2 separate regions of the Mus musculus genome follow, and region 2 is linked to region 1. The links are chromatin loops, found by intact Hi-C in ENCODE. Cell type or tissue: gastrocnemius. All regions are shown on one strand. Each heading gives the region's core, and the rest is flanking DNA. Links, peaks and the distances in the headings are about the cores only.

The links. Peaks named below come from ENCODE experiments on the same cell type or tissue, not always from the same donor. Only the 100,000 strongest peaks of a DNase experiment are listed, where the experiment ranks them.
Region 2: it touches region 1 in a loop (2.9-fold over the local background); 1 of 42 quality-filtered maps calls a loop at or near these places.

Annotation. Positions count from the first base shown.
Region 1 is chr5:53,260,075-53,264,465 of GRCm38, reverse strand. It overlaps Gm40303 (a long non-coding RNA gene), which reads left to right. Exons shown (of 2, transcript XR_868423.2): 2 at 20-289. Among named protein-coding and RNA genes, the nearest start is that of Smim20, 4.8 kb to the left of the region's middle. In gastrocnemius, for the core only: no CTCF peak of the experiment used is centred there; no DNase peak of the experiment used is centred there; H3K27ac peaks cover 3,603 bases.
Region 2 is chr5:53,170,826-53,175,216 of GRCm38, reverse strand. Sel1l3 (sel-1 suppressor of lin-12-like 3 (C. elegans)) reads left to right here. Exons shown (of 24, transcript NM_172710.3): 7 at 348-480; 8 at 2,511-2,643. Among named protein-coding and RNA genes, the nearest start is that of Sel1l3, 40 kb to the left of the region's middle. In gastrocnemius, for the core only: no CTCF peak of the experiment used is centred there; a DNase peak (open chromatin) is centred at 2,191; H3K4me3 peaks cover 2,330 bases; H3K27ac peaks cover 4,000 bases.

The DNA.
Region 1 (4,391 bases), core at 152-4,151:
ATCCTTTACCGGTTAACAGACAGTTAAGAAAACATTTGGAGACGTGGGATAGGAGTTTGTTCCTAGTCCTGGGAACATGGACTTGTATGACCCTGCCAGCGAGATGGAGAAGTTGTCCTTGAGAGAGCTAGACTCAGACAACTGTCTCCTTACAAGTTGTCCCTGACATGTCTGGACTCAGACAACTGTTTACGACAGAAGCTGTTCTGCCGTTGGGAAGTCCCCAGCTGCCCTAGGGCCTGGGACCTTGAATTTAGCTTCTTCCTATGATTAAATGGAGTCTGAATAAGTGCCTAGACTAAGTTTCTTTTGTTTGTTCCCAGTGCCCTCCAGATTGCTGGTATGAGCCAATGAAGCCCCTGTTCACAGAAGCCAGCTTGTATTGAAGTCTTGTATGTGAGTGTGTGTGTGTGTGTGTGTGTGTGTGTGTGTGTGTGTGTGTGTGTGTAGAGGCAAAAGGAAAACCTCATTTATCATCCTCAGGGATGCCATCTACCTCTGTTGAGACAGAGTCTCTCATTGGCCTGGAGCTCATGATGTAGGCTAGAATGACCAGTCTGTTATCCCCAGATGTCCTTTTGTCGCTACCTTCCCAGTGCTGGGTTTATTAAGTGAATGCTACCACACTCACCTTTATTACATGAGTCCTGGGGATCAGACTTGGGTCTTCATGCTTGCCAGGCAAGCACTTTATATACTCAGCTATCTCTCCCCAGTCTCTTGGAGATTTATCTTTTACAACAGGAGTCACAGATGAAATGTCCATGCATGGGACTGCTCATTTCACATTTCCTAAGCTGCGAAGCAAGGATAACTTTTGCACAGACCATCAGAAGCCTACATTCTCTTGGTGTCACACACTGGCTGAGGGCTGACCTCTTGTGACTCCTTATTAGTCTGAAATGACAGGATAGCCAACCAGGCCCACCCACACGCCCTTGTCAATGAGATGCAAGATGTCGGAAGAACGGGCCATTCTGGTGAGGTATCAGAAGCCACCTCCAAAGCTAGAACAGGAAGCTTTCGCAGATGAGCCCAGATGATGTAACAAATGAATCCTGGCATCTCTGTCCCCTTCGTGCTAACCTAAAGGCAATGGTTCAGCAGCAGCCATCTCCCTACCTGGGTTGGTTCGTTTTAAATGTCAGCTTGTTACAACCTAGAATCACCTGAGAAGAGAGCCCCAGTGAGAGACTTTCTAGATTGGCTTCCTTACGTTGGCCTGTGGGCCTGTCTGCGGATTGTCTTGGTCTTTGAGGTAGGAAGTCTCAGCCCCCTTTGGGCAGCAGCATTCCCTAGGCAGTGGGATGGAGAAAGCTAATAGCAGCTGGCAACATGGGTGAATCTGTTTTTCTCTACTGTTGACTGTGGATGTGATGTGACCAGCTTGAGTTCCTGCCTTGACTTCCCTAAAACGATGGCCTGTAGCCTGACACTATAAGCTGAAATAAACCCTTTCTTCCCTGAGCTGTTTTTCTGTCAGGATATTTGTCACAACAGAAATGAAGATAGGATGGCCACCTCTGCCTTTTGTAGATTGTTAGGGTTGTTCCCCAAACCAGAGCTGTATCTTCCAGTTCTACGGAATGCAAGCTCATCTTTTTGATCCCAGCATTCCCCCATTTCTGGGAAAACCCTACTCCCTCAGTTTGTCCTCTCTCACTGTCCCATCTATCCAACCTGAAGTTTTGTCTTTGTTTATATTTTGTTTTCTTTTGTTTGTGGTGCCTGTGGTGGTTGATTGGGATGAAAAGAGGATTTAGTTTTGTGGGGCTTTTGTTTGTTTGTTTGTTTGTTTAAAAAAACTCACCTGTGATTTATTGAACCAGGGCAGGCTGTTGGACACTAAAGGCGAAGGTGGCAGCAGCCTCGAATATAACAGTAAAGCCTGCTGTCCTTGGGGTGTTTGCAGTGAGCTAGGGATAAAACATCACACTACACGTTTGCTTCCTGGCTCCTAAGAGCTCCTGGTGTTCTTTATGGAATGTCCTCTCAGTTAACACTCTTGGTGGGACCATAAATCCAGGAGCCTGTGCATCCCTAGGAAGGGCAGGACTGCCACCAAGTCTCATATGCCAATCGTCCCATGCAGTCACTGTCTCCTTTAGTATTCCCCAAGCCTTGCAGAGGTGAGAGGTGAGGTTCACAACTATGGCTTGCTTTTTCATTGCTGCGACAACATACCAGTCAACAGTAACTAGAGACGGCAAGGCTTAATTTGGCTCATGGTTTGAGGGTACAATCCAGCCTGGTCGGCGGGTGTGTAAGCAAACAGGCAGGAACGTAAGGAAACTGGGTCCTGGCACGGCGTTCACAGTCAGGAAGCAGAGAGACAAATGGTGCTCGGCTCAAGTTCTCATGTTTTATTTTTAACTCATTCTGGAACTCCAGCCCACATTCAAGGTAGGTCTTTCTTCCTTAGTTTATCCGCTTAAACCACCCAGCTCTCTAGAAACAACCTCACAGGTACTCCTAGAGGAGTTTGAGGTTATTCTAAATCCAGTCAAGTTGTTGGGGAATATTGACCAATATGCTCGCCCAAGGCTACATGGCTTGAAAATGACAGTGAAGGTCTTCGTCTGGGGTCCATCTCTTAAGCACCAACCTAAATCACCAGGCACCATTAGTGTGTCCTGGGTGTGGCTCTGCAGCTCATGTGGGTCCTTTAGATCCAATGAACCAAGGTTCCAAACACGTGCTGGACCTGCACTTAGGCCACTGCAATATCCCCACTGCTCTGCTCATTTTTCAGTAGGAACTGTTTCTCTGGGTCAGCCTTCCCTATGACCAGGCACAAAGATGGTGACTCCTCCATGGAGAGAGACCCAAAGCAATGGGTCAGGAGTTACCCAATTGAAATGGAAAGTGGTTGTAGTCTCAAGGATAAAAAGGTTCACAGTGTGATAGTGGACATCTGCAGGGACACCCTTAGTCACCAGGACAACAGCATCCTCTGAACTCTGGAGAGGCCCTGGCTGTAGCAACCAAGCCAGGGGCAGGGTAAGAGATTAGTGGCCTACTTGGGAAAGTATTGTCAGGAAGAGGGCATCAGAGAAACTTGATGCTACATCCCCTGCTATAAGCACAGGGATGGAAAACCTAGGAGAATCAGCCAAGTGGTGAGAATGAGGCAGTCTGCCTCCAGACCCCCAGTGTTCTCCTGGTCTAGAGGGGAGAGTGGTTTGTTCTACACCTCATATGCCCAACTGTTGCTTCTGGGACCTGCCTTAAAAAGTGCTTCATTTATTGACAACACTTGAAAGGAATTGTAGAGTATGTAGGAAAAGGGGACCTGCAATGGCCACTCAAGCCTGGTTCTCCCAGCAAGAAAGCAGTCCACTAGCTCTCCAGCCACACCATGATCTGTTCACAGCGATGGAGACTTTCTACCCTGCTGGTTTTTCACTTTCTCTGCTATTTCCCACAAAAGGTCTCCCTTGTATCCTAGGCGTGTGCAGAAAAATGCCAGGCATTTCTTTCTTAAGGCCCACGGATAGAGAGATTGTCACAGGTAATGGCACAGTCTAGGGAAGCCGTTGCTGCTGAGGGCATCTCTAGACAAAAGAACAGACTGGAACACTGTCTTAGTTAGGGTTTTACTGCTGTGAACAGACACCATGACCAAGGCAACTCTTATAAGGACATTTAACTGGGGCTGGCTTACAGGTTCAGAGGTTCAGTGCATTATCATCAAGGTAGGAACATCCAGGCAGGAATGGTGCAGGAAGAGCTGAGAGTTCCACATCTTCATCTGAAGGCTGCTAGCAGAATACTCATTTCCAGGGAGCTAGGACTAGGGTATTAAAGCCCACACCCCTGGTGACACACCTACTCCAACAAGGCCACACCTCCAATTATGCCACTCCCTGGGTCAAGCATGTGCAAACCATCACACACATCTTTCAAATCCTCTCTGTCTCCGTCTCCTTGTCATCACTTGGAGATTTTACTGACTCAGCCATGGGTACCTGTTTCTCTCCTTCATTAGTGAGAGTCAGTTCAGATTATCTCCTTTTCTGTGATGTGACTCTCCAATACCCAGAACCTTAGGGAATCCCTAATCTTGCTTTGCCTGTGTAAGACCCACCATTCAGTAAAGCCGAGAGTAAGTCATGCCTTTTGACCCCCTTTCGCAAATCTATCATCTGTAAGCAAGGGCAATGCCTATAATCTCGACAACGTGGAATGTTCTTTTTCCTCAGCCTGGAGAGTAAAAACAAAAGTGGGGTGCCAAGGGCATGGGAGGGGGGCAGAAACAGAAGCAGACAGCAAAGAGGAGAAAGTATAGAAGAGCGGGCTTTATGACCCAGGGGAGCTCTCATCTGCAACCTCCCACCCTGGCAGGCTCATTTTTCTTGCCTCTAGCTGTTACAGGCAGCTTGTCTAGCACC
Region 2 (4,391 bases), core at 264-4,263, 89 kb after region 1:
TTCCCAGTATTTCCACCCCACTGATTCTAAACACTATCACAAACAGTAGTAGATATTAGGTGTTTACCTGGGACCAGAGTACATCAAATCCTAACAGTTCACTAAGTGGGGAACTGTCATTTTACAAAGGACAATAGCCTTCAGGGCTTAGATGGTTGGGAGCAAGGATTTATCTCTTCCAGGGCCACCTGACCCTGCAGCGGGCTTAAGTGCTGCAAACCAGACTGAGAAACCTATGGCAACTTGAGTTAGGTCAAGGGGTCTGGGGATGTCCATGACAGAGTCTCTTTGAAGATAACCAGGTCCCAGTCCCCAGGGCTGCCTCAATCTTTTGTGCTCCTCTCTAGCTTCCATGAAGACTTCTATTATAACGACACAGCTGGCTACTTCATTATTGGAGGGAGCAGGTACGTGGCCGGCATCGAAGGGTTTTTTGGACCGGTGAAATACTATCGCCTCCGCAGCCTACACCCGGCACAGGTGAGCCTTGGGGATCAAGAAGTTTGCCAGGAGTGTGTGTGTGACAGTGGGCCACTGGGAGCAGGAAACACAGTGTAAACAAAAGATTTACCCAAGCGGACTGAACCATGCGTGGGCTCAGCCACCAAACATAATTAATATTGAGGCTTCCCCTGAGCCAGCCCAATAATAGATTTCTGTTACCGTGCGGTTCATTTAGTACTCATAAAATGGGAACCATTTACTTCCTCTGTTTTAATAACTACTAGCTTAATTATAGAGTAGATTTTTATCAGGCTGTTGCCTATCCAGTGATTAAGCTAATGAAAGGAGAGAATCTTAGTTATTTGGTAAAGCTTCTTTTCTACGCTATTATTTAAAGTATCAGAAGAAGCAATACTCCAGCAAATTAAAGCCCCATGCCAGCCAATCTTTCACTCATCCTCACAGAAGCCCTGCCTCAGCTCATGCTGGGATGGGCAAGCCACAGGGAGCCATATTCAGGAGGGCTTTGGACCCCAAGGCAATTTACTGTACCCAGGACACACATCCTAACATGCCCACGGAGGACTACTGCAGCCATTCCAGTAAAGGACTCTCGGCTTCCTACCACACAGCCTCAGAACAGTGCCTTCTCATCCCTGCTAAGGAGATGGAGGACCCCACCAGATGCCTGAGAGAGAGTTGTCCTCTCATTCCCTTGACCCCGTGGAGTTCAGGCAAAGACACAAGTACAAGTAGGAAGCCCGATTCCCTCCCTCCCTTTGAGATAACTGGGAAAAGAAAAATCACAGATCCACTTGAGCAGTAAATGCTTCAGAGTGCCTACTGCATGCCAGACCGGAGCAGAGAGGAGAAGCAAGAAAGATGGGTTAGGCTGAGCTTCAAACATTCCACCGCTCTGGCATGTAATGGTGGTGCACACCGGTAATGCCAGTGGTCGGCAGTTCGGGGCAAAAACGATCAAGAGCTCAAGGTCAAGTTGGATCAGCCTGGGACATAGGAAACCCTGTCTCACAAAAACAAAACAAAAATATTTTTTGGTACTGGGGCTCAAATACCTTTGAGCTTTCTTTCAGCTTTAGACTCTTTCCTTTCTTAAAAACATTTTTTAAAAAAATTGGGGGGTGGGGGGCGGACAGGTTTTTCACAAAGTTGTCCAGGCTAGCCTTGAACTCACTCTGGAGTTCAGACATGCTTTGAAATTTTGATCTTCTTGCCTTAGGCTACTGACTAGTTGTAATTACAGATGGATGTCAACAGACCCAGCTTTAAATGATGTTTTGAAGATACTCTGATTAATAGAATGAACAGCACACACACATACATACATGTATTCATATATGAAAATAAAAATAATTTTACTAAGAATACCTCCTCCGCCTCCTCTAATGTGCTCTGAAGTTTTGGATCCTTCGGTATAAAAAACAAAAGAAACCACTGCTGGTTATGACCCAGTGAGCCCATCTCGTGAACCTCTCTTGGGTCCAGACATGCATTTGAAAACAGAGTTAAGATTAATTCCCCCAGTTCCAAGAGGCTTGCTCTTTGGGACTTTGGCCCAGTTCACTTACTAGGTCACATGACACGAGTTAATTTCCACAAGCTTGGGCTCACCGAGGTGCATGGGTGCATCTGGCCACCGTTGAGCCTGCAGGAGTTATGCTTTGGAGCAGTGGCCCTTCACTGGCTCCTGCAGACTGAGGCTGCTGCAAAGCAGAAGGAAACAGAAGGACGGCCTCAGGTGGCGGGCACACCTTGGGTAGAATTAACATTTGGAAATGGAGATGAGTGCAGTTTTCTAGGGACTACACGTGGAGGGGACAGGTCTCCACTGACATGGAAGAAGCTTTGCAGATGAGAAGGTAGCACACAGGACGCTGGACTGGCATGCCTCGAATTGATCCAAAGGGCACTGGTTTGCATATCCAGGTGGGATGGTAGCCAGTGATGTCATAGAGGGAACTCAGACAGCTGAACACACCTAGTCCTACTAGCCAGAGGACATTTGATGATGATTGAAGTTCATGCAATTTCTTACCCTCCTGCAGGTTCTTAATCCCTTCCTTGAGAAGGAACTGGCTGAACAAATCAAGCTATACTATGAGCGGTGTACTGAGGTCCAGGATATAATATCCTCGTATGCTGCAACAGTCCAGGTTGGGGGTGAGAGGCGAGAGACATGTAAGTACGGAGCTCTGGAGGGCATATTTAAGCTTTGCATTTGCATTGACATGTTTAGCTTTGCTTGGGGCGAGGGAACTAAAATAGAAACATCCCACGAACCTCTTAGCCCAGATACCAGCAGGGTCAGGTGTAACTCAAGGCTTCCAAAGACAGATGGGGACCAGCATGTGCGTTCTGCCTTGATCCTTACCCCACCCAACCCCACAAAGCACCAGCAACCGCCATGAACGAAAACTGGTGTCAGCTCCCGCCATACCTGCTCGATCTTATTTAAGAATACAAAGGAACCTTGCCTGGTGTTCTTTCTACCTAGATGGCATGCCTAAAAGAAAAGAAAATGCATTGGAAAATATAAATTAATCACTAGAAATTATTGTACACATTAGTGTGCTTTTGTCTTGGACCATTAATATCTGAACAGTGACTTTGCTGGCTGGGGCCCTGTTTTATTCTCAAACCCTCAGATCAGCTCAGGGAGGCACCAGGAAATTTGGCAAAGGAACAAATCTCAAATAGACTGCGTTCGCAGGGCTCACGTGGCCCAGACTCTCCTTTCTCACCCAGGGTGTGGACGGAGCTGAGTCCCGTCTGGTCTCCTAGGGTCCCAGCTTTTCTCCTAGAAAAGCCAGCCTTATATGCTAACCTGTTTGGTGGCATCAGGGAGAGTCTCCTAAACTTGTAAATTTTTCTGTGCTTTAGATATCCATGTTTGATGTGGTGACACGGCAGTTAGTCACATATGTTCCTTCTGGAAGATAAATTCCTGTGGGGTATTTGTCATCATCAAGAGCTAGTTCAGTATCTCAATCTTGCCTTGTGCAGCTCATGCCTCCTCCCCCCCTTAGGGGAGCTTCCAGTTCCAGGCTAGGGAAGGAGGGGCCCATAGATGGACCTAAGTCATGCCCCAGTCTGACAGGGTCACATAGTGGTGGGAGTGGTGGCTGGTCAATCTCATATCAGGCTGGAGAGGTAGCTAGGTATGGAAAGGCATCTACTACCAAGCCTGACAGCCTCAGTTCAATCCCTGGGATCCGTGTGATGGAAAAGGAGAACTGACTTCTCAAAGTTGCCCTTTGATCTCCACTTGAGCCGTGTAGAACAGACAGGATCCCCCATCCTAAGCAAAAATCGAATTTAAAAGCAGATGATCTTGCACTGAGATGGCTCAGTTGGTAAAGTATTTGCAAGCATGAGGGCCTGAGTTCCATGCCGAGAACCCGTATAAAAAGGCTGGATATGATGTCACTCACCCGAAATCCCAGTTCTGAGGAGATGGAGACTAAGGCTTGCTGGTCAGCCAGGCTAGCCTCACTGACAGCTAGCTGGGCTAGCTCCAAGACGATGAGGAACCACACCTCAAAGGCTAAAGGATGTTTCTGGGAAGGACATATACCAAAGGTTGTCCCCTGGCCTCTCTGTGCATGTGCACATGTAGATGCATGCCCACACACGTGTGTCCCCTCGCCATATACATGCAGGTACAGAAAATGTAAAAGGATACGCTCTCTTAATCTCCAGCTGCGCTTAACGCTCACTGAATCATACAAAGATGTACAAAGACAAAGATGCTGCCAGGAGAGGGGGCAGACGCACAGGAATAGTAATGTCCCAAAGAGGAAACTCATTTGGATCATTCCCACAGCACTGGGAGTGAGACCCTAAAGGCCAGCCCTCTATGCCGACCTGTTTGGTGGCATCAGGGAGAGTATCCTAAAGTCTCCAACCTCCTCACCTCCTGGGGGGCT